Linked DNA regions of Homo sapiens: region 2 is linked to region 1. The links are chromatin contacts, found by Hi-C or POLR2A ChIA-PET in ENCODE. All regions are on one chromosome and are shown on one strand. The core of a region is the stretch at or near the end of the contact, and the rest is flanking DNA. Distances in the headings are between cores, read along the strand shown. Region 1 holds the start of POLE2 (DNA polymerase epsilon 2, accessory subunit). Region 2 overlaps LINC01599 (long intergenic non-protein coding RNA 1599).

The links. Hi-C counts contacts between places; a loop is a spot of excess contacts on that map. ChIA-PET counts read pairs that join two places held with the same protein, here RNA polymerase II (POLR2A). Pooled maps may share reads with other maps.
Region 2: a pooled map shows a loop between it and region 1 (5-fold over the local background). The contact joins the enhancer-like site here to the promoter of POLE2 in region 1. A Hi-C loop is called at or near these places in 7 of 50 pooled maps. POLR2A ChIA-PET finds 5 or more read pairs at or near these places in 2 of 52 experiments (GM12878 and PC-3).

What each region holds. Positions count from the first base shown.
Region 1 is chr14:49,686,323-49,690,911 of GRCh38, forward strand. It overlaps POLE2 (DNA polymerase epsilon 2, accessory subunit), which reads right to left and starts at 1,892. Exons shown (of 19, transcript NM_002692.4): 1 at 1,814-1,892. The coding sequence starts at 1,881. RefSeq lists enhancers at 1,129-1,890, 1,891-2,650 and a silencer at 1,955-2,004.
Region 2 is chr14:50,038,157-50,042,745 of GRCh38, forward strand. It overlaps LINC01599 (long intergenic non-protein coding RNA 1599), which reads right to left. Exons shown (of 9, transcript NR_131171.1): 5 at 1,236-1,313; 6 at 859-1,101. Among named protein-coding and RNA genes, the nearest start is that of LINC01588, 33 kb to the left of the region's middle. RefSeq lists a silencer at 295-589 and an enhancer at 449-498. Within about 2 kb of position 2,460, at least 21 of the 41 ENCODE cell types and tissues checked have a DNase peak (open chromatin) inside an H3K27ac peak, as active enhancers do; they include GM12878 and PC-3, where a contact is called at or near this core.

The sequences.
Region 1 (4,589 bases), core at 642-3,141:
GTTACTAGAAGACTCTCTCTCTTGATGAAGCCATGTTGGGGGCACACATGGCAAGGGACTGAGGATAGCCTCCAGCCAACAGCCTGCCAGGCAATCAGGAACTGAATCCTGCCAACAACTGAATGAGCTTGAAGCGAATGCTGTCTGGACAACATTTGAGATGATCCATCTTGACTGCAACCTTGTGAAAAGACCCTGAAGTTGAGGACCCAACTAAGCCACACCTGAATTCCTAACCCACAGAAAATTTGAGATAATGTGTACTGTTTTAGCCTTTAAATTGTGGGGTAATTTGTCACGCAGCAATAGAATACATTATCTGCCCCCTACAAAGCTCTTGCTCTCTATTGCACCCCCTTACCCCAGCACGGTGCTTTGCAGCTAACAGATTTAAGTATACTTATGACTGAAATAATTAATGAACAAAAGCTTAATATTAGGTCAAATTCTAAGCGAAAAGAAAGTTAATTCATCAGTTCCTCATGCTTTCAAAATGTCAAGGACCAATTGAACAAAATTCATTATTTTCTCCCAAGGCATCTCCCAAAGCACAGTTAAAAGTCCCATAAAACTCACAAAACCAACCAAAAATCTACACACACAAAAGCAATAAAAACTGATACAGAGAGGTATATCCAATCCAGCAGGTATTTCAATATGTATAAAATATTGTGTTCTAGGTCAGGCGCAGTGGTTCACGCCTGTAATTCCAGCATTCTGGGAGGCCACGGCGCGAGGACTACTTGAGCCCAGGAGTTCAAGACCAGCCTGGGCAACATAGCCAGACCCCGTCTCTAAAAAACATACAACAACAAAAAATCAGCCAGGTATGGTGGCCCATGCCTGCAGTCCCAGCTACTTCAGCCCAGGAGGTTGAGGCTGCAGTAAGTCAAGTTCGCATCACTGCCCTCCAGCTTGGGCGAGAGTGAGACCATGACTCAAAAAAAAAAAAATACATATATATATATACACACACACCACACACACACACACACACACACACACACACACACACGTACATATAGAACTCTAAAACACGGAGCAGATTTAATGAGAGAAATCTTGGGAAGGTTCATATGTTCTATAGGTCCTCAAAAACACGGATATGCCCAGGAAACCTGACTTTCACATAAATTGGCAACTGCAGACGTGCAAGTGGGCTTTCTCGGGTCTCTCATCTTATGTCTCAGCAACCTTCCCGGGAGCCTGAGAGCTGTCCAGGTCACAATGTTGATAACCGGCTGCCATAGATAGGTTGCAGCTTCTCGGGCTCAGTTTGACATGTGCAGAAGAGCCTCGGCCCGCCTAGAAGAAACATTAAACTCCTCGCATGGGTCGGGGAAACCAAAGAAGGCACGGCAGCCTCAAGATCCACCTCGCTTCTTAGAACTTTTTTTTAATGGAGTCTCTCTCTGTCGCCAGGATGGAGTAGAGTGGCACGATATCGGCTCACCGCAACCTCCTCCTCCCGGGTTCAAGCGATTCTCCTGCCTCAGCCTCCCAACTAACTGGGACTACAAGCGCGCGCCACCACGCCCAGCTAATTTTTGTATTTTTAGTAGAGACGGGGCTTCACCATGTTGGCCAGGATGGTCTCGATCTCCTGACCTCGTGATCCGCCCGCCTCGACCTCCCAAAGTGCTGGGATTACAAGCGTGAGCCACCGCGCCCGACCGCTTCTTAGAACTCTGAAATTTAAGGTCAAGCCCCCTCTCGGCGCGCGGGGAGCCGCCGCGGTGCGTCCCGCTGCCGCACCAGGCAGACGGGCCCCAGCTCTTCCCTCTCGCCCTTCAAGCTGCCCGAGCCCACTCACCCACGGAGCAGCAAGCCCCGCAACTTGAAGGCGGAGAGCGCCCGGCTCCGCAGCCGCTCCGGCGCCATATTTGCGATTTGGCGCCACCGCCGCAGCTCCGCCCCTTCCCGGGCGCGCCCCTCCCAGCTCCGGCCTCGGCCCTGGCCCGCGTGGCGCTAAACCCTGTTAAGATCCCTGCTTGGTCTCCGCTGCCTGCGCCGCAGCAACTCAGACCTTACAGTTCGCAACCCCGGACCGAGTAGGCTGAAAGTGGAGACCACCTCGCGCTCCTTTGCTGCCGGGAAACTGAGGGCCAGAGCGTCTTCCCTGGTGTCGGGCTGCGTTGAGCCAGCCACAGCGCTCTCACCGCTGCCCTAGACATTGCAGGACTGCGGCCGAGCTTCCCGGACACAGGATCCCCCTTCTTTCGAGGCCATGAGAGCTGTTGGGTTCCCTACTTCGCACAAGCTCTGGAAATACTGTGCCTCGACATTTACCGGAAGCTGTTATAAATCTCCATCGCTCCCACCTACCCCGATTTTTATTTAACTTGAGGGCTTCGTATGCGCCATGCACTGTCATAAGCACTTTAAATGTGTGAATTCATGTGTTGCTCATGACAGCCCAGTGAGCTGTCTACTGTCTTTTCCACAACAGCCTCATTTTACAGATGAGAAAACTGAGACACAAAAATGGTAAAGGACTTGCTCAAGATGAAACGACGAGTTAAATGGTGTAGTCAGGATTTGAACTCAGTTATTCTGATTTCAGGTGGACTGTCAATCTGCCACACTTCAAAACGCTTGCTCCAATGAGTTGACTAACCCGTGGAGTGCTTATAAGTAAACACGCGGCTTATAAAACAGGAGGATGATTTCACAGTACCAATATAAAGTGACCTCCAACGTATACGGGTTTTTTTCTTTTTTAAAAAAAAGCGAAGTTTAATGAAGGAAGGGAAACAAAAGTATATGTATTTGTTTTTGCATTTTAAAAACCTCTGGGCCCGGGCGCGGTGGCTCACATCTGTAATCCCAGAACTTTGGGAGGCCGATGCTGGCAGATCACTTGAGGCCAAGAGTTCGAGAACAGCCGGGCCAACATGGTGAAACCCCGTCTCTACCAAAAAAAAAAAAAAAAAAAAAAAATTAGCCAGGCGTGGTGGCGCGCGCCTGTAATCCCAGCTCCTGGGGAGGTTGAGGCAGGAGAATCTCTTGAGCCTCGGAGGCGGAGGGTGCAGTGAGCCGAGATCGTGCCACCACTCCAGCCTGGGCAACAAAGCAAGGCTCTGTCTCAAAAACAAAAAAAGCCGGGCGCAGTGGTTCACGCCTGTAATCCCAGCACTTTGGGAGGCCGAGGTGGGCGGATCATCTGAGGTCAGGAGTTCGAGACCAGCCTGACCAACATGGAGAAACCCCGTCTCTACAAAAATACAAAAAAATTAGCCAGGCATGGTGGCGCATGCCTGTAATCCCAGCTACTCGGGAGGCTGAGGCAGGAGAATTGTCTGAACCCGGGAGACAGAGGTTGCGGTGAGCCGAGATGGGGCCATTACACTCCAGCCTAGGCAACAAGAGTGAGACTCTGTCTCAAAACAACAGCAACAACAACAACAAAACAACTCTGGAAGGTTAAATCAGAGACCACAAAAATGGTTAACTACAAAGGGGTGAGGGGATAGGGATGAAAGTGAAAACTTTCTTTACAGTGAGACTTTTAATCCATGTGCATGTTTTACATATTCAAAAAATAGAAAATAAAAAGGTGAGCTTAAAATTGAATGCATACTAAAACTAATACACCTAATTGTATATTAAATTGGTAACATAACATCACAAGTGATTTTTGAACACAGTTCTCTTTATTTAGTGAAATATTTTTCAAAGACAAAAAGTACAAAGAAATTTTTAATTTTTATGTAAGAAAGGATAGGAAATACGAATAGAAAGACATATAGTTAATTCTCATTACTGTACCTGTGATAGTTAGATTTTATAAGTAGCCACCAACAAATAATTATTGAATACTAAACCATTCCTACTAGGGGAAGTACAGAATTAGGTTCCTGTGAGCCTCTGGTGACAATGTTTTCATCAACTGATCAACATATAACCTTGTTTTGTTTTTTTTTTTTTTTTTTTTTTGAGACGGAGTTTCGCTCTGTCGCCCAGGCTGGAGTGCAGTGGCGCGATCTCGACTCACTGCAAGCTCCGCCTCCCGGGTTCACGCCATTCTCCTGCCTCAGCCTCCCGTGTAGCTGGGACTACAGGCGCGCGCCACCATGCCCGGCTAATTTTTGTATTTTTAGTAGAGACGGGGTTTCACCGTGTTAGCCAGGATGGTCTCGATCTCCTGACCTCGTGATCCCCCCGTCTCGGCCTCCCAAAGTGCTGGGATTACAGGCGTGAGCCACCGCGCCCGGCCTATAACCTTGTTTTATGTGTGTTTTTATGTAAAGACATCTTTACATTGTGATTCGTTAACACTGAACTCAGGGCCAAGAGCCCTATAACTCATAGCTGAAGGAAGCTTATTTATCACATGTATTTTCTCCATAAGGCACTCCCACTCTCAAATAATTCAACAAAATGAAAAAGACAGACACACACATACCAACAAACATAAAGCTAGTATGGTAGTATTAATAATTATTAACCTGGAGTGGAAGATACACAGGTACTCTTTGAACTATTTTTTCAACTTTTTTTGGTTTGCTACTTTTTATATTAAGAAATTGGAGAGAAAATAATCAATTCCAGTTGCCCAGCTTTCTCTCACAATCTGACCTCACAATTCC
Region 2 (4,589 bases), core at 1,210-3,709, 350 kb after region 1:
GTTTGGGAGATAAAATAGGTCACTATCCTCCCCTTGGTTCGGCGTCACTCCCAGGCCCTAAAGGGGAGGGAAGAATTTTGTGATCTTTGCTGTCACAGGCTATGGACAAATTTGGTTATGTTCAGCTTTACAAGAGCTGCCCGCCCACCTGACTCTTGTTCACAAGACCCCTAAAAATCAGAAAAAGATCAGTCCAGGCTGTTCAGAGTTGGATGGGGAATCTTCCTGAGGACAGTTTTTAAAGAGTCCATTTTGACACCAGCCAAGACAAAAGCCAGGACCCAGAGTCTAGACAGCTCCCAAGCCTGCCGTTTTCAACTTGGCCTTAGGATGGAGTCTTCTGTTCTCTGGCAATGAATGACAGGCTTTTAAAGGAGTGACAAAGAGCAAGCCCTGGAGAGAGCCCCATGAGGCCTTGGGGTAAGGGCTTCCAGGACTGTTCATGAGAAGCTGTGCATGTCTCCCTCCAGCTTCCCCAGATGAGACACCAAGATTGAGAAGTGAAGAGTCATCTCCAATTTGGCAGACATCCTGACCCTCCACACTCACCATTCTGATATTTAGTCATTACCATCCTGGCATAGTTAACCACTTCTCCTTCTGACTGAGAAGCTGAAAGTGATATTCAGCCTGGGTGTGATGTGGGGATTTTCTGGGACAGGGCGGAGATGATGAGATGCTGGAGTTGCATGAGCTGGTCATTACAGTCAAGACTTGTGAACCAGTTGTGAAACCCTTGGTAACCTGAAATCTGCTATGGTGGGAGTATTTACACTACAGAAATTGGCCAATGCTGCAAATCAGGGTTTCTTTCTTTTTTCAGTGAGACACTGCACCAGCACACACTGCATTACTCACGCAGGAGGAGCTCTGGGAGGGCGGGAGAAAACCATGGGTGAGCAGAGTTGAGGATGTTTGGTGCTTCCCCTGATGGCTTCATCATGTCATCTTTCTTGGCTCTTCATGGTCAGTGTTTTCTCCGTGGAAACACCAAGAGATTCTACCTCTGCTCCGTCAGCAAACAAGGAAGTCATTGATTTTCATGGCCCCTGTGCTAGAGAACTCCAAGAGCCCAACTTCTTCAAGCAGCAGGCCCATTTTCTGGTGGAGAAGAGAGAAGGCAAAGCCAGGGAAGGGCATTTAATAGTGACAACTCAGCGAAAAGTAGAGGCAGCCCAATGATCAAAGGTGTCTTCCTTCAAAGCCCCTGAGTGAAAACAGCAATCCATGCTTACCGATGAAGGCCACAGGTGATGTTTCTTATGTGAGTGCATCCATCTGCTTCAGGTCATATTTTCAGAGGTCATACAAGGCTGAAAGGAAGCAAATCATTTTCATGAGAAGGATAATAAATGAGACCAGGATTGGTATCGAGAAAAGTTTTTAGACATTTCTGAGCTGGCCAGCCTGGGGAAGAAAGTGCTTCTAGATACACAGATTTCCAGGACTCTCCCTGAGAGGGTTAGATTCTGGGGGTCTGCAGATGGGGCCAAGAACCCGTGTTTTAAACAGCCCCTTCCTCACCCCGTGATCCCGCTGATGGCAGCCTGCGGACCGCACTTGGAGGAACTGGTCTAGTGAGGGTCCTCGGAGGGCGTTTTGCAGTGGGTGGAACTGAACTCTGAGTGGGATCTTCCTTCAGTACCTAGGCCCTGCCCTGCCATGGCTATGGATCTTCAGCACTCATCCTTGGGGACTGGTGCTGGGTGTTACGGGAACAGCATAAAAACACAAAACAAAAAAATTCCATTTCTCACCACCGGCGGTGAGAAATGGGGGTGGAGCCTGGAACTGTGGTCACAGGGCTCCAAGAGGAGCAGCCAGGATGCCATTGCACAACCAGCCACCTCTAAGAGAAGCAGGACCAGGCCCAGGGCTAAGCCTTCACAAGCCCTGCCGCCAGCTGCCAGCCACCCTTCCTCCCTGGGAGAGCCAGAAAGGGAAGCATAGTGAAGCCCTACATGGTGGCCTCCATCAACAGGGAGGCCCCTCTCCTCCCTCTGCCGCAGCCATCCTACTTTCGGCCAGAATGTCCCAGGGCCAAACTGAGGACAGGGCGGCCTCTCCAGAATCCTGCCCTTAGGGGCCCTGCCAGAGACTGGTTTTTCTTGTTGGAGGCACCTCTGCACAGTTTGCATTTATAAGGCCTGAAGAACTCATCCCAAGAACCCAAGCCCACTTGCAAAGATGGGATAGAGAAGGGGCATGGCATTCCACAGATGGGCTCACTCTGGAGAGGAGCTACTGACCCAGCAGCAGTTCCCCCTCCCTCACCCCTGCTCACCACCCCAGGAAGACATCCGAATCCCCATCAAATGGTCCCTGCCAAGAGCATCGTGGTAACATGGGGAAAGAGAGGATGCTAAGTTGCCCCTCTGCCCACTGGACTCCGTCTCATCTGAGGAGAATTCCACAGCAGCCCCTTCTGGGCTGTGCTCTTTATGTCTCTAAGCCACTTCCTGTTTCCTTTTCTAGGTCATAAGCCAGGCTTATAGTTGGTGTGAGTCACTTACCTAGGAAGCCCAGAGCACACGGCTGCCTCTCAGGGAGGGAGCAAAGGATACAGCTTAGAAGTGCAAGGCACTGGTTTGCTCCTAAAACACATAGATTGTCCTAGACTTTTAGCAGTGCTGTGTACCATGGCCCCCAAGCAACGCACGCCTGGGAGATCCGTGATTTGCCCAATTTGCGTTCCTCTGCTGATGCCAGGCTTTCAGTTCCCAGGAGGCACCGGACAAGCGTAGTTTTGCAAATGAAACATTGCTTTGCCAAGGGGCTAGGCCTATCAGACAATCATCAGGCAACAGCCAGCAGGCCCTGTGAAAGTCATGGCCAAGAAGCCATTCAAAAGCATTGTCTTCTAGTAACTAAATTTCAAATCCAGGGGGAAACCACAGCTCAGACATCGGCCAGTGTTCAGCAATCTGGATTCACAGGGAAACGGACAGGAATAGATTCTGCACAAGTCTATTGTGCATTGTTTTCCCTTCATGACATCTAGGCAGTTTATTCCTCCTGACTTCCACTACTCACTGCATGAGGATTATTCTGTGGAAACCAGAGTACTAAGGACGAGGCGCTGGATGATTTGGTCAAAGTCAAATGTGCCAAGTCAGCATCGAGCAGCTATTTTTGCCTTCCAATTCCATTCCCTGAACTTTTTTTCTGTGAAAGTGTCTTGTAAGCTGGAACACACCTGAGGTGGCAGAGGAAAAGCAGAGTTCGAATCTCTTCCCCAGGCCTCTGAGTGAGTTTTGCATTCAGGGATGATACTGGGGCAAGGGGCTTGAAAGGTCCTGATGTTGCTGACACCCACATAAAACACTTTCTGCAGCAGGGAAGGGAAGGGGAGAGGAAAGAACAGGCAGAGAAAGACCCAGAAACTCAGATCAGCCTAGGATGAGGGTAGCTGTCCTGAAAACAATCAGAAATCCAGAGTCCTGACTCTCCAGCAGGTATGGTCTTGATCCTAGTGAGATTATCTTCAAAGAGAAAACAAACTCTAGTCATGCAGAGAAGCAGCATTGTTCCATGCAGATCTATAAAAAACAACAGAAAGAGCATCATCCCCTTAATTATTGAGGGAATAGGAAAATAGGAATCCGCATACCCTGCTGTTGAGAATATAAACTGGAAAAACTGAGGTGGGGAATCAGTTGAGGCCAGGAGTTCAAGACCAGCTTGCCTAACGTGGCGAAACCCCATCTCTACTAAAAATACAAAAATTAGCTGGGTGTGGTGGAGTGCACCTGCAATCCCAGCTACTCGGGAGGCTTAGGCTAGAGAATCGCTTGAACCTGGGAGGCAGAGGTTGCAGTGAACTGAGGTCACACCACTGCACTCCAGCCTGGGCAACAGAATTAGACTCTGTCTCAAAATAAATAAAATAAATAAATAACTGGAAAAACATTGCTGATTGGCCACTTGGTAATGTTTGAGGCAGAGACTATGCTTATTCTGGGTCCATTACACTCTTGTTTTCCTCCTGGACACTCAGGAAGACTACACTTTCCAGCCTCCCTTGCAGTTAGGAGCAGTCATGTGACTGAGTTCTGGACAATTGGAAGGTGGGCAGAGGAAGCGATGTGAGTCACTGCCAGGCCTGACCCTAAAACTACCTGTGTAATTCTCCATGCTCTGTCTCTCTCCCTTTACTTATCAGGTGAAATCAGAGCATCCAGTGGAGACGTCCAAGGCCGGTGGCAAATGGAGACCCATCATGTAGGCAAACCCTGGTTCCAGACGACCATGCAGAGTGCCCTCTACTCCCAACCAATGACTTGTGTTGAACTGTGACATAAAAGAGAAATACATCTTTATTGTGTTAAGCCACTGAGATGTTGGCTATGTCTGTTACAATATTTAGCCTATCCTGACTGACACACTATCACAATCCTTTAAAAGGTCATAAGCTTTGACCTAGCAATTAAATTCTTTGGAACATATCCTAAGGAAATAATTAAGAAAATCACCTAGGCTAGGCTCGGTGGCTCATGCCTGTAATCCCAGCACTTTGGGAGGCCGAGGCAGGCAGATCACGAGGTCAGGAGATCGAGACCATCCTGGCTAACACGGTGAAACCCCGTCTC